Regions from separate parts of the Homo sapiens genome. Here all the other regions are linked to region 2. Evidence: chromatin contacts called from ENCODE Hi-C or POLR2A ChIA-PET data. All regions are on one chromosome and are shown on one strand. The core of a region is the stretch at or near the end of the contact, and the rest is flanking DNA. Distances in the headings are between cores, read along the strand shown. Region 1 holds the start of CLLU1-AS1 (CLLU1 antisense RNA 1). Region 2 overlaps LOC105369905 (a long non-coding RNA gene). Region 3 overlaps LINC02391 (long intergenic non-protein coding RNA 2391).

Region 1 (4,661 bases), core at 1,930-4,429, 140 kb before region 2:
GATTTTTGGAAAACTGTTTCCTATGAAGCTATCTCTGCCTGAAGGATTTTTCTTTTACAATCCAGACTATAGAAGGAAATTCACAACCTGGACTTTCACCTCCATTGGTCAGAGTTTTACTGACCAATTCCCACCTCTGCCTTACACCTAACGGAAGTTTATGCCTGTTTTCTCTTCACATACCCCAACAGTTACAAATGGTTGTTATTATTAAGCATCTTTTATTTTGTGGCCTCTGATTACATGGTCCCCTAAATTTTGACCTAATCACAAAAGATTGGTAAAATTTCTTAACATATTAATAATATTTTGTTTATGTGTCAATATCTTAGCATGTATCAATTAAGACAGAGGTCTTAACGTTCTCTTTTTGAAAGAGAATATTAGGATTCAGAGATATTAAGAGATTCTCCCAGGATCACAGTTAGGTAACAGAGCTGGATTTTAGTCCAGGTCTGTCTACAGCTCTAACGTATATACACCCTTTGTATAACATGTCACGAATTCAGCATAAAGGGATCTTCAGTGATCTAAGTCAGGGGTCAGCAACCTTTTCTAAAAAGGACCAAATAGTAATATTTCAGGCTTTGTGGACCCTATGGTCTCTATCATAACTGTTCAAATCACCATGTAGTGTAAAAGGAGCCATAAGCAAAATATAAACTAACGAATGTGGCTGTTTTATGGGATTTTTTTTTAACTCTTTATTTACAAAAGCAGGTGGCAGATCAGAACTCACTTATGGGCCATAGTTCTCTGACCCCTGACCTGAGAAAATCTTATATTTATGGACAACATTTAGACTGTGACTTGCCAAGTAAGAACAAGAAGCTCTGTCAACTGAAGGTCAAGGCTGGAGTTCTGAAAGCAAAGAGCTGTCTGGTGTTAATGATAAGTGAAATAGTTAAAGTTAGAAGATCCCAGTTATAAGAAGCACAAAGAATAATGACCATAGACTCCTGAACAAGAATGTCTGGACTTCTGGCTTAGGCACTCTTGTTGTATGGTCCAGGCCAAGTTACCTAATCTCTCCAGGCCTCCATTTTCTTATCATTAAATGAAGATAATAAAAGTATTTTCCTCAGAGAGCTGTAAGAATAAACTGAGCTAACCCATGTCAAGCACATAGAATAGGGCCCAGCCTATATTAATTTATCAATAAATGCCAGCTACATATTAGTTCTCTATATTTTTATTCATTATCATAAAATGTTTATCTACAGATTGGCATTGTAAGGATGGAGTTAAAATTGTATGTATGTGAAGGGAAATTATTCCTGTTACTATTGATCTGCATCACATTACCCCAAATTTGATGGCTTAAAGTAACAACATTCATTTTGCAAACAAATTTGAAATTTGAGGAGGGCTTGTCTGGGAAGACTTGTCTCTGCCCTATGTGGTATCAGCAGGGGGAGGCTTGACGGACTGGCACATGCCCTTCCAGAATGGCCCACTCGCATGCCTGCCAAGTTGGTGCTGGCTCTTGGCTGGGAGCTCAGCTGGGGCTGAGTGCTAGGGTCCCTGGGAGGTTCCTTGTGGCCTGAACTTCCTCACCACAAGGCGGCTGCGGTGCGAGAGTGAGCATTTCAAGATAGAGCCAAGATGACACTGTATTACTGTGTAAGACCCAGCCTGGGAATTAATGTAGCCTCACTTCCATCCCACTCTATTTTTAAAAAGTGAATTATTAAGGTCACCCCATATTCAAGGGGATAGGAATTAGACTTCATCTGTATTAAGAAAAATGTTTTTAAAAATTGTAGACATGTTTTAAAATTCTAAAGTCCACTTACTGGCTGCAGATTATTTATATATACATGCAAGATACACTCCTACATTCTCTTCTTAGAAGGCTCAGTTGCAGGTACAGATGAAGCTCTTCAAGTGAGATTTCTTATGTATTTATCCTCTCAATCTGAAGACTTGTAAACTAAGAGACAAGTTATTTGCAACCTACATACGCAATATTCAATGGTAAAGTATACATAGGACAGCCACTACAGACACTCTTGTTTTAAATAGAGGAAAATGAGAGCACATAACAGTCATTGGCTCATAGCAACTCTGATATCCAGACAGCAAACACAAGCAGGTCTTTTTTTAGGTCTCAGTCCTACTGCCTGGATTCCCTACTGCTCTTGGGTCTTCCCTCCAGGTTCTTGGTTCTTGGACCTCTTTTCATTTAATACTATTTCTGTTCCTTTAAGTTCAAGCTGGCAAAATATGATTGTACAATTCTGTTTAAAATTCCAGGACTTCCTGTGATTCTTATTGGGGAATACTCCATTAGACAAGAATCTCTTTGACATAAGCCATTCTCTACCTGAGATCCCTGTAAGGCTGTGATGGGACCACATAACCTTAAAATTATTAGAAGACTCATTGTTTACTGAGAGAATATGCCTAGCATATGCTTAGATCCTTAGAGGAACTCTGTTTCAAAGGGCTTATGAGACATTACCTTATATCTTTCTAAGGTACAAACAAAAGGTCTTTGGCTTTTGAGTTTGATCTTTGAGCTGACACCTTTTCTTAATTTGAGAATCCCCTGCTCTATGGAGAGACTGACAAAGAGAAATAGTTTTATATTTGAATGTAACATCTTGGATCTTTAATAGATTATCTTAAAATTTTCCTGAAAATGTAACAGTTCCTTTTTTTAAAATTCATTCTCCCTACACACTTATTATATATGACTAAAAGAAACTCCCTGGCATTTTCAACATTCTGGTTAGAATTTTTCTTAGCCCAATCTACCAGTTTATTAGGTATATTTGTATTTTCCACGTCACTGTAGGTGACAATCTTGCTAAACTTTCTGCCACTACATAACAAGGATCCCTTTCTCCAGTTTTCAGTAACAATCTACCAATAGCCTCCTCAAGGTCTACCAAGCTTCTACTAAAAATCTCTTTCAGCCCCTTCCAACTTCTGCCCACCAACTAGTCCCAGAAGCAATACCCATGTTTTAGGTTTCATTATAGCAGCATCTAGTTTCGAGTTCTCAGAACCTGTTTCGATCATGTTTCACTGTTTCCAAAACATCCCAAAACAGTAGCTTAAGACAGTAACACTTATTTTGCTCACAGGCTGTACGGGAAGCATGGCTGGAGAGGTCTCAGGAAATATACAATCATGGTGGAAGGCAAAGAGGAAGGAGGTATGTCTTACATGGCCAGAGCAGGAGAAAGAGAAGGGGAAGGTGCCACACACTTTTTAGAAACCCAGATCTCATGAGAACTTACTCACTATCATGAGAACAGCAAAGAAGAAATCTGTCTCCATGATCCAATCACCTCCCACCAGGCCCCTCCTCCCACACTGGGGATTACAATTCGACATGAGATTTGGGCAGGGACACAAATCCAAACCATAACAGTTGGCAACCCTTTTTTAAAGAAAGTAATGACATCAACTCCTTGGGGATGTGGATTGGGGGAGAATATTGGAGAGGATCCAGGGGAAGTGAAGATATCAAGTTCTTTATACATAAATAGATCTATCTTTTTAGGGAAGTAGAATATGTCATTTAGGATAGGGAAAGTTGAAGATGTTACTCTATTCAGCTTTAGGGAAACTCCAAGATGTAACACTATGTCCTGTGAATATTAGTCTTGTGGAAAGTGCTCCATTGGAAGAAGACAGAAAATGTCCTGCTGCACAGAGATCCATATCTTCATGCCACGTCTTGCAAATGCAGTCAGGGAGCTTGCTCTAAATTCGTGTTGCCTTTTAGGAAGTTACAGAGCATATTTCTTTATATCTTCTTTATTTTTGCCCTTGATAGGAGACTGCCAGGGATTCAGTTATTATAATTTTACATTTATTTATCCTTTTCTGGGAGCATCTCATACCTTTTTTACTAGAGAGGCCAAGGTCACAATTAAGATTAGGGAGACAATACAGAGTCAAGACACCTGAATTTTGCCACACTACTCTTGGGCCACTTTAATTGGTGTTTCTGGGCCTCATTTTTATTACTATTATTATTAATTATTTTATGGTGTGTATAGGAGCTGGAAGATAGTGACTTCTATTAGAATTTATTCTTATAAACAATGCTGTATGGCTCTTGGATTAAGAAGTAAATAGAAAACAAAAAGGGTCTTTGAACTGCTGTCTCTTCTAGGTCTTCTCAGAGTGCTACTGGGAATTAGATGGGATTAGATGGGTGAATTTCCTTTTTCTTTTGTTTGAGAGGTCTAGATTTTTGAAGTATCTAAACCATCTTTAGATCTAAGTTAATCTCCAAAAAGCTTTATTGCCTGAAACATTCCAGTTCTAGGAAGTTTGCATTTCTCTGAGTGTAAGGGTCTGGTCTGTAACTCCTTGAGATCAGGAATGTGTCTTTTTATCCCCATAGTTCAGCGCCTACCCTAGTGTCTTCCCTACAAGTGATCATTGAATGAAGAAAGGAATAAATTCCTTCTTCTCTAACATACATCAGAGACCTCTGACCCTTATTGGGTCCCCCTTCCCTATTGATATACCTCTCCATCTCCAGACATCCACATGGCCTCCTAGGGGTATGGGATTCTTCACTCTTCTCCTGGTACAAGCTCCTTGCCTGAAATTTTTCTGACCCACCCCCATTTCTAACCGTCACAGGTTTAGATTTTCTGAAGCAAACATACAGACAGAGTTCGAGTTACAAGACA
Region 2 (4,419 bases), core at 1,246-3,745:
ACATGGACATAGGGTGGGGAACATCACACACCAGAGCCTGTCGGGGGGTGGGGGTCTGGGGGAGGGATAGCATTAGGAGAAATACCTAATGTAGAGGACACGTTGATGGGTGCAGCCAACCGCCATGGCATGTGTATACCTATGTAACAAACCTGCACGTTCTGCCCGTGTATCCTAGAACTTAAAATATTTTTTAAAAAATAGATAATATTGGTTACTATTTTACTGTTAAAGATCAAACCAGGAAGACTAACAGATAATTAGTAGGAATTATGAAAAATAAGTAACAAAACGGGAGGAAAGCAAATTGCTAATTTGAATGATAAAAGAGATTCTGTTCAATTGAAAGCCTTAAGATTTCAGATGGGAAGAGCCCACCAGTGGCTGTAAAATGACTTCTACCACGTGATCACGGCTCAAAGGAAAAAGCAGAAAGGAAAAGCAGATCATATCATCTGCAAAAGAATGAGAATCAAGCTGGCATTAAATTTCACATTAGCAATACTAAATGCTCAGGAAAAAGGAATAATGCCTTTAAAATTCTGAGGAAAACATATTTTTAAACTATATTCTCTATACCTAATTAAATTACTATACAGGTGTGAACATAGATCACATTTGCATGTACTGATTTTCACACATTCAAAGAATCAGAAAAGCTGCATCTCACATACAGTTTCTTAGGAATTGTGTTGAGTGTGTCTTTCAATAAAAGGCTGGAGTTCCACAAATGAGGAAAGCAGCCCAACAAAGAAGAGACAGTTGTATAGGAGGCCTAGACAACAAGTACAGACAAGAGTAACAGGATGAAGCACTCTTCCCTGAAGTAGCTTCAGAAGAAGGAAGTTTCTGGAAAAATTTTAACCAAATCTCTGATGCAATGGACAAAAAAGTTGGGCACGTAATAAAGGCAAATAGTACTTTTAAAAAGCCAGTTAGCAACTTCAGAAAAATTAAAAGCTGTACAAGACAGGAAATATAACAGCACACTTCTTGACACTGTGATAAACAATACTGTTTTGAGTCCCCGTGTAAACACTATTCATTGATTTACAAAGTTACAGACAAAGATGATGGAATTACAATTAGAGAGCAGAAGGCAAATCTTACTAATCTCAACATCATGTAGGAACAGCAAAAACGGAGGGAAGCAAATTGTTAATGTGAATGATAGAGGAGAGTTTGTATAGCTGAAATACAAGATTTCAGATCAGAAGAGCTCGCCAGTGGCTGTAAGAAGACTTCCATCTAGGATCATGACTTCAAGAAAAAAGCAGAAAGGAAAAGCAGGTTATCTGCCAAAGAATGAGGATCAAGCTGGCATTAAATTTCACATCAGCAATACTAGATGCTCAAGAAAAAGGAAGAATGCCTTTTTATTGGGAGATGGAAGTGGAAGAAAAGGACTGAAAAGATGAGGACTCACAATAAATTGCTTACTGTTAAAGGAACAAATGTTTTCCTTACATAACCAATAAAGGTCTAAAATAGAAATATGACTAACGGGAGATATTGAGTGACTTAAGTTACATTCTCATCTGTCAGTGTAGGAAAACAAATATCATATATAAAACTAATAACTCAAGAGTTATCAATGTAAGCATATTATTCAGAGATAGAGAGGTTACTAACCAAAAAATGCTATAAAAATTAAAAGTTACATGTGTGGAGAGACATTGAGGATAAGAGGAGTGGGACAGGAATGATTACTCTTCAGCTGGAGTGCTTTTGTCTTTTGTTATTGTTGTTATATGGAATTTTCTCTTTTTGATAAAATTTTTAAATGGTTAATATAAAAACTCAAGTATACAAATGTTACTAAGACATGTGCAATCCACTATTAGACACAGTTGATCAAATTTATGTAAAACTTAAGCGACAAAGTATTCTTCTACAATATATTTAATGCTGAACATGATTTCAGGACAGGGAGATGCTCACTTTATTTTGATAAACAGCCATTAATTCTCTAATGTTCAAACCCAACAAGATGTAGAGTGTTCTCCAGTATCGCCTTCCATTTGGAGACATCTGTGCTCATTGATCTACAAAGGGCAGGGAATGCCTGATTATTTTATTATGTCATTTGCTACTACAGGAATTATTCATGATCATTTACCAGCAAGCTGAGAACACGTGGGGCTGATATCTTGATTCAGAACACCAAGCCTAAAAGGGATACAAGTACTTAGTAAATTTAGAAGCCGATTCCACTCTACCACCAGCACCCCCTTCATCTTACCTTTAAACACATGCATTTATCACCATCTACCTTTAAACACATGCATTTATCACCAGAAACTGTATGTGCATTTTGCAAAGAATGTCCTTTTGTGCAGCAGAGAACAAAGGGATTTTTCTGCAAAACGATACTGAAACCTGATCACTGATGCATACTCTCTTGCCAGCATCTTGCCTATTGAATATCATCCCAGCCTATTATTCCCATATTGTTCTCTTTGGAAAACAAAAAGATGAGGAGTCCATTTAAAGTGCTCAAACAGCACCCTCTGCTGGTTGAGTTTAAGCTGAAGATTTGATGTGTAGCAGGGCTTAGTGACACATGGCAGAAAGAAGAAAAGAAAGCAAGGGAAAAACTGTAGACCAGGATGCATAAGGCAAACATAAATAGAACTCCATCAGTAATTTTGGTTACATATAAGGAAACGGATATTTTAGGCATCATAGCACATATATAGTGCAAAGACACTGTATTAATTCCTAATAGAATACTCCGTTCTTACAAAAAGAATATATTGAGCGACTTTGCATATTACCTTCAAGTTCTTTACTTTACAAAATAATTCACAAATTCCCCCAGTGAGTTCCTCTAGTGCTCTGAATATGTGGCATGACTTACACTCTATCTTTGGGTAACATATTAACTGTGCAAAACTAACTGCAAACTGTTTCTTAGGTCACAGACCAGGGCTCTTCATGATACCAGAGATACCTGCACTTACGTGACGTGTTTTTAAGTGTTTAGGAAACATTCAAAATTAATTTTTAATGTCTTGCTAATATGTAAGAAACAAGGGTTTGGAGATGGCAAGATTAATTTCTCCAACAAAGAAAAAAATGAGTAGCATATGTTCTCCAGGGCAGGGGATCTGGAGATCTGTTTTGCTTAATATAGTATAAATTCTTAATATATTGAGTAGCAATTAAAAACAAGTGCAGTCTTACATTTTAGAAGAGTGGAGCTAGGATTTTTTTATATCTTTGACTAAAAATCAATTAGATATTCAGCTCTCCCTGCTTGCCCAGGGAGTGGAGTTCACTTCCCATTCTCACTAAGCGTTGGTAGCAGAGAAAACAGTCAACAGATTTTAGACAGTTACATAGTGAGACACCCTACGGGCCTTTATTCTGTTTCCTCCAAAGTAAGAGCAGGGGAAATTTAAATGTCCACAGTCACCAAGCCATAAAGTACATGAACGGCACACACTGAGTTTGAGGAAAAGCACGTGATCCTCTTGGTCTATCTTTAATTTTTGGTGGAGACAACAATATCAAGAAACAATTATCCACTATAAGAAAAGCAACAGTGCAAATATGATGATAAACGATAACTGAAGCCTTGCTTTGATGTTAGGGAGAAAATTAGGAGTAGGAAGACTGATGAAATGGAGAGTGTGTGCCTCACTTAAACTGGCCAGATACCGCCAGATGCGGTAGCTCATGTCTGTAATCCCAGCAATTTGGGAGGCTGAGGTGGGCGGATCACTTGAGGTCAGGAGATCAAGACTATCTTGGCTAACACGGTGAAACCTCATCTCTACTAAAAATACAAAAAATTAGCTGGGCGTGGTGGCATATGCCTGTAGTCTCAGCTACTCAAGAGGCTGAGGCAGGAGAATCGCTTGAACCCGAGAGGCAGAGGTTGCAGTGAGCCGAGATCACGCCACTGTACTCCAGCCTGGCAACAGAGTGAGACTCCGTCGCAAAACCAAAACAAACAACCAAAAAAACTGGCCAGATACTTAGCACTTGTCATTGCAGCCATGAAGCCCACAGGGACCAGGGTTGCCACATCATTTGATGATTCAAGAGGAGCTTGAAATCAGAATATTTACTCTTTGGGGCTCAAATCTTCACAAAAGAGTCTGTGAGCCAAAACAGAAAAATATTTACAAACTAAATTTATCCCATGGGCCAGCAGTGTCCAACTACCACAGACTCAAAGTTCTTTCCTTCTGCCTCAGGGCCTTTGTACATGCTCATCATTCTTCCAGTAATTTTCTTCTCTCATTCCCCCTGCCTTCCTCCTAGTTAACTACACTCATCCCTCTGATATTGACTCAATTGCCACTGCCTCCAGGAAGTCTTTTCTGATCGCTAGATTAGGTTAGGCCTCCTTGTGATATGATCTCCCACTTTTCTGCATCTTTTCATCATAGCACATAGCACAGTTTGTAA
Region 3 (4,976 bases), core at 165-2,664, 230 kb before region 2:
CTGCCAGATCCAGAGGCATGGAAGTCAGCAGTGGGTCTGCGATGGCAGCGGTCAACAGTGGTGGATAGTGAGCAAAAGCTCAGCTGGAGCTGGAACAAACATGGACCAGAAGCGTGTGCAGTTGCAAGATTTAATAGAGTGAAAACAGAGCTCCCATACAATGGGAGGGGACCTAAAGTGGGTTGCCACTGCTGGCTCGAATGCCTGGGTTTATATCCCGATCATTATCCCTCCCCTGTGCTCTCAGGCGATAGATGATTGACTATTTCTTTACCTCCTGCTTTTAGCCTAATTGATATTTTAGTGAGCTCTCTTTACTACCTGATTGGTCGGGTATGAGCTGAGTTATAAGCCCCGTCTTTAAAGGTGGATGGGGTCACCTTCCCCAGCTAGGCTTAGGAATTCTTAGTCAGCACAGGAAATCCAGCTAGTCCTGTCTCTCAATTCCATGAAGTTTCATATCTTACAGATGTGAAAATGCACACATAAAGAGATAACTTCCCTAAAGTGACAAAAGTAGGTGTGGTCAGGACCATGTTTTAATCCCAGTGTTATCTGCTTGGGCCAAAGCCCTTGATTTAATCACAGGCCTCCATCATGCCCATTGTCCACTACAACTGTAACCACTCAGGAATCAAATGCTTAACTATTTAATGTCTATTTTTATGGCAGTTTTTTTTTTAGCAAAGTTAAAGATTTTAATTAAAGTTCAATTAAATTTCCAAAAGCTACACTTGCCTTTGGTTACATCTTTTTAGCAATACAGTGGTGGAGTCTTCCACTTAATTCCTTAAAAAAAGTTAACATTGTGTGTTCTTAGCATCACAAGTTCTGAGTGACAAGCAGCATTAAAGGGCATTTATTTGATGTCTGAATTTCCTCTGCAACATCTAACAAGGCTCACCTCTGTTTGAACAAAGCATCTCATTCCCTCCTCGGAAAGTGGGGGCTGTAAGATTGAGTCTCTGGTTACTAGGCGAAAAATGTCAGTATTAGATTGGCAAGGTAGGTGTTGGCCCAGCCAAGTCACATGGAATCAGCATCTGGACATGTGACATACTTTAGTTACTAGGATTAGTGTTGAAAAATTTATTTTGTCTTTCCCTCATCTGTTGAGCGTGTTAGCCACTAAAATATAGGAATGTAAACTTCCAACAGAGTTTTCTATTCCACCCTTTGCATTCTTCCCCCAAGGGGAAAGAGTCTACCTTGGACTGGCAGGATTCCAAAAGACAGAGCTTTTCCAAAAGACATTATCGAGCCGTTATTGATGATTAGCAATGATAATAAGCTAATGTTTCTTTATACACTGTCAGGCACTGTGTTAAGCATTTTTAAGGCATTCTTTTATTTACTCCAATGAAAGTGAAATACCACCTACGGATGTGATGAGGACTAAATGAGATAAGACAGAGCACTTAAAACCACGCCTGTCTGGGCATACTGTAAGCCTCAGTGACTACAGCCATGATTGTAATCAGTGACTGTATTTCCTTACTCTTAAAGCAGAGACAGGAGCAAGCTGGTGGAATCGCCCTCAATATTAACTCACATTTTTTACCTGATACCATTTCCAATCTTCTGTGAAATCCTATCCAGACCCTGTACTGACTCCCCTGGCAATTTCAACAAGAAATATTCTACCTTTCACTGCCAATTTGTTTTGGTAGAGGCTGATCTGCAGTCTGAACATAAATGAAAGGGAATCCACCCGCAATAATAAAGAGTGAGCCTGGCCCATCATGATCAGAGACTGGCCCCTAACATGTTGACACAACGGCTGAACTATTTGAACACTGGAATGAACAAGTTGCAACAACTCCTGCAAGTCTCAGGAACTAATGTACGGACAACGACGCGCATTTCACTGACAGAGTCCTGATAATATATTGCAGGAAAACCCACGGGCCAGCCGATAACACTCAGCGTTAATTTGTTTACCCAAAAATTAGAGGAAGGAGAAGTTGGTGATTTGCAAAAAAAGAAGTTTTGGTAACAAGCGTAACGTTGGTGTGTAATTTTCCTAATTGAATTGCCAAATTTCTACCCACCACTGATCTTAATTTATAATAATGCTTCCATCTGTCTCACCTCCAGCATAGGAAATGGGAAGAGGGTGGTCTCTGCCTTAACATGGTAAGAAGAATATCTGCAGGTAGTAGGTAATCTTTAAATTACATGTGTGATACTGGGAATTGCATATAAGCAAATAAGGAAGCTCATTACTTTTCCAGATTTCAATTAACTGTATATTTGTAAAAATGCTTTCAGTTAGCAACATTTTGAATGGTAAAGGGATTGAAATTTACCTAAAAGAAAACCTTTTATAATGGTTTAGCAAATTTCAAGATTATCTAGGGCAGTCTGCATGGCCCTCAGATCATAGTGAATTAGTAATTTCTTGTGCAGAAATTGTCAAAAAACAGGAGGAAGTCAGGTGCCTATCTAGAAACATAAAAATTGGGAATAACACAAAAAGGAAACCTTGACTTCCTACTAGGTATATTAGGCATTTAATTTAAAACTTCATTTACTTTTTAAAAATTAACACAATACATGTTCACAATTCTAAAAACTCAAATACAACAAAACGTTTAATATAAACTTCTTACCCTCTCATTCCCAATTCCATTCCTTACTTTCAAACATTTCAGCAGTTTCTTCTATTTATTTCCATATTTGTATACTCTCTCTCTCTCTCTCTATATATATATATAGCTATTTCTTGATTATTTTGAAAACTTACTGACCACTGAATAATGACCTCCTCCAGGTAAAATGAGGATATCTTTCTTTTACATCAACTCCTGTCCCCATAGGCTTAATGTGATTATATAAAAATTTCTAGTTAAATCAGTAGAACTGGGACAGGCCACAAAGGCTGATCCAAGCCGAGAAATTGGAGAGAATAATGATTTTTTTCTTGGCTAAAGTTGTGTATCCTTGGAATTACTATCAAAGCAGCAAACATGCAATGCAAAAGATCCACCTAAGCATTAGGCTATATATGTATCAACTCTGGCTCTTAGTACCTCCCTTGCTTCCTCTCCCAAGGTGCAGCCTGGGTTCAAGGTCCTAGCAGTCCACACATTGTGAGGACTCCTCTAGATCAGACCAAGCAAGGCTCTGAGGTCATTGCTGCTGAGCTGGCCTTGGTGATGGTGATAAGCATTAGTGCCACGCCAGCACTCCAGAGCTAATACACTATTATAATATACTGATTGGGCTATAATGTACAGTTTTAAAATTCTGTCTAATTTTTTTTAAATCTATAAATTAAAAAAAATCTTCTTCTTTATGTTGATTTCCTGAATACTAAAAATAGTATAAGGGCAACAATTATTCTTGGTACTACTTATGTAATTTAATCATTAAAAGCTACATGTAGATCTAGTATCATGACACCAGAAATTTTCCGAAGAATTTTTTTTTTTTTAGTTTGAGACAGGGTCTCACTCTGTTGCCCAGGCTGGAGTGTGCAATAGCACAATCATGGCTCACTGCAGTCTTGAATCCTTGGGCTCACGTAATCCTCCCATCTCAGCCTCCCAAGTAGCTAGGACTATAAGTATGCACTACCATGCCCAGCTAATTTCTAAATTTTTTGTAGAGAAGAGGACTCGCTACGTTGTCTAGGCTAGTCTTGAACTCCTGGCCTCAAGAGAGTCTATCTATCTATCTATCTATCTATCTATCTATCTATCTATCTATCTGTCTAGTAGAGACAGGGTCTCGCTATGTTGCCCAGTTTGGTCACAAACTCCTGGCCTCAAGCAATCCTCTTGCTTTGGTCTACCAAAATGCTGGGATTACAGGCATGGGCCACTGTGCCTAACTTAAAAAAAAAATAAATAAAAATAAAAGTAGACTGTTTTAGAGCAGTTTTAGGTTCATAGCAATACTGGATGAAAGGTACAGAAATTTTCCATATACCTCCTTCTCCTACACGTGCATAGCTTCCCCCATCATCAACATCTCCCACCAGAGTGGTACATTTGTTAAAACTGATGAACCTGCACTGGCACATCATGATCCAAAGTCCATAGTTTACATTAGGTTTCACTCCTAGTGTTGTGCAGTCTATGGGTTTAGATAAATTTATAATGACATACATCTATCATTACAGTATCATACAGAGTAATTTCACTGCCCTAGAAATCCTCTGTGATCCACCAACGGTCTTATTATGTTTTTCCACAAAACTGCCTACAATCTTCTTTAAAGCTGTATTTAAAATAGTTAATGAATTTGACATTTCTGACAACCTTTATTGACTTTTTCTCTGTTGATCATAAAAGCCATAATATTTTTACTGAGAAAATACTCTCATATGTGCTGAGGTATTTTGTAACTGCAGAGTCAATTCTGCTCAATGAAGGATATTCTTAAGGGGGTTATTGAATTGTATAAATATTTTGGTCTAATTATTTTAAAGGTACTATATCATACCCTTTATTCAGAGTGCCTCCTTTTTTTCAAATACATTTTAGGAGACAAAATACATTGAATAAGTTTTTTCTATCTGCAATTATTTCAATGTTTTGCCAATTTTGATGCTGCAAAAATCATAGGCTTCTTAGTTTTATTTCATTCGCACATGTAATATAAATTACTATTTTAAAGTAGAGGTCCTTGAAAAGATTTTTCTTGCAAGTTGAGATATTTAAAAACACAGAATTTCAAAATTAAATTTTGTTCACCAGGCAAGTTACCATTGTTTAATTTGTTCTGTTCCTTCCTTGCTTTTGTAAGAATAAATTATGTCTTTCTATCTGAAAAATTTGTTTTTAATAACTATAATCACTAAAAACTTCGAGAGCCAGTTTGGTGCTCCATTTCTTTTGAATATTTTGATTAAAGTTTTTCTAACTATTTTTGAAAATTTAGAGTTCTCATTTTGGTATTATTAAATTTAGACTTCTCATTTGATATTATTATTAAAAAATAGTTCTTCAAAGGCTTAAATATTTATAAAA

What was found. Hi-C counts contacts between places; a loop is a spot of excess contacts on that map. ChIA-PET counts read pairs that join two places held with the same protein, here RNA polymerase II (POLR2A). Pooled maps may share reads with other maps.
Region 1: a loop to region 2 is called in a map of Caco-2, with 15 times the contacts of the local background. The contact joins the promoter of CLLU1-AS1 here to the enhancer-like site in region 2. A Hi-C loop is called at or near these places in 13 of 168 maps with a recorded cell type or tissue (B cell, Caco-2, Calu3 and 9 more), 28 of 37 single-sample maps with no recorded cell type and 14 of 50 pooled maps. POLR2A ChIA-PET finds 5 or more read pairs at or near these places in 7 of 52 experiments (B cell, GM12878, H1 and 4 more).
Region 3: a map of Caco-2 shows a loop between it and region 2 (2.1-fold over the local background). The contact joins two enhancer-like sites. A Hi-C loop is called at or near these places in 2 of 168 maps with a recorded cell type or tissue (Caco-2 and mammary epithelial cell) and 3 of 50 pooled maps. POLR2A ChIA-PET finds 5 or more read pairs at or near these places in 1 of 52 experiments (CD4-positive, alpha-beta T cell).

What each region holds. Positions count from the first base shown.
Region 1 is chr12:92,429,820-92,434,480 of GRCh38, forward strand. It overlaps CLLU1-AS1 (CLLU1 antisense RNA 1), which reads right to left and starts at 3,180. Exons shown (of 3, transcript NR_144319.2): 1 at 3,091-3,180. It overlaps CLLU1 (chronic lymphocytic leukemia up-regulated 1), which reads left to right. Exons shown (of 2, transcript NR_027933.1): 2 at 1-1,183. RefSeq lists an enhancer at 3,072-3,371.
Region 2 is chr12:92,568,041-92,572,459 of GRCh38, forward strand. All of the region lies in intron 1 of LOC105369905 (a long non-coding RNA gene), which reads left to right. Among named protein-coding and RNA genes, the nearest start is that of LINC02397, 100 kb to the left of the region's middle. RefSeq lists an enhancer at 2,482-2,611. Within about 2 kb of position 2,496, at least 5 of the 41 ENCODE cell types and tissues checked have a DNase peak (open chromatin) inside an H3K27ac peak, as active enhancers do; they include GM12878 and OCI-LY7, where a contact is called at or near this core.
Region 3 is chr12:92,339,662-92,344,637 of GRCh38, forward strand. All of the region lies in intron 2 of LINC02391 (long intergenic non-protein coding RNA 2391), which reads right to left. Among named protein-coding and RNA genes, the nearest start is that of LINC02391, 22 kb to the right of the region's middle. Within about 2 kb of position 1,415, at least 2 of the 41 ENCODE cell types and tissues checked have a DNase peak (open chromatin) inside an H3K27ac peak, as active enhancers do.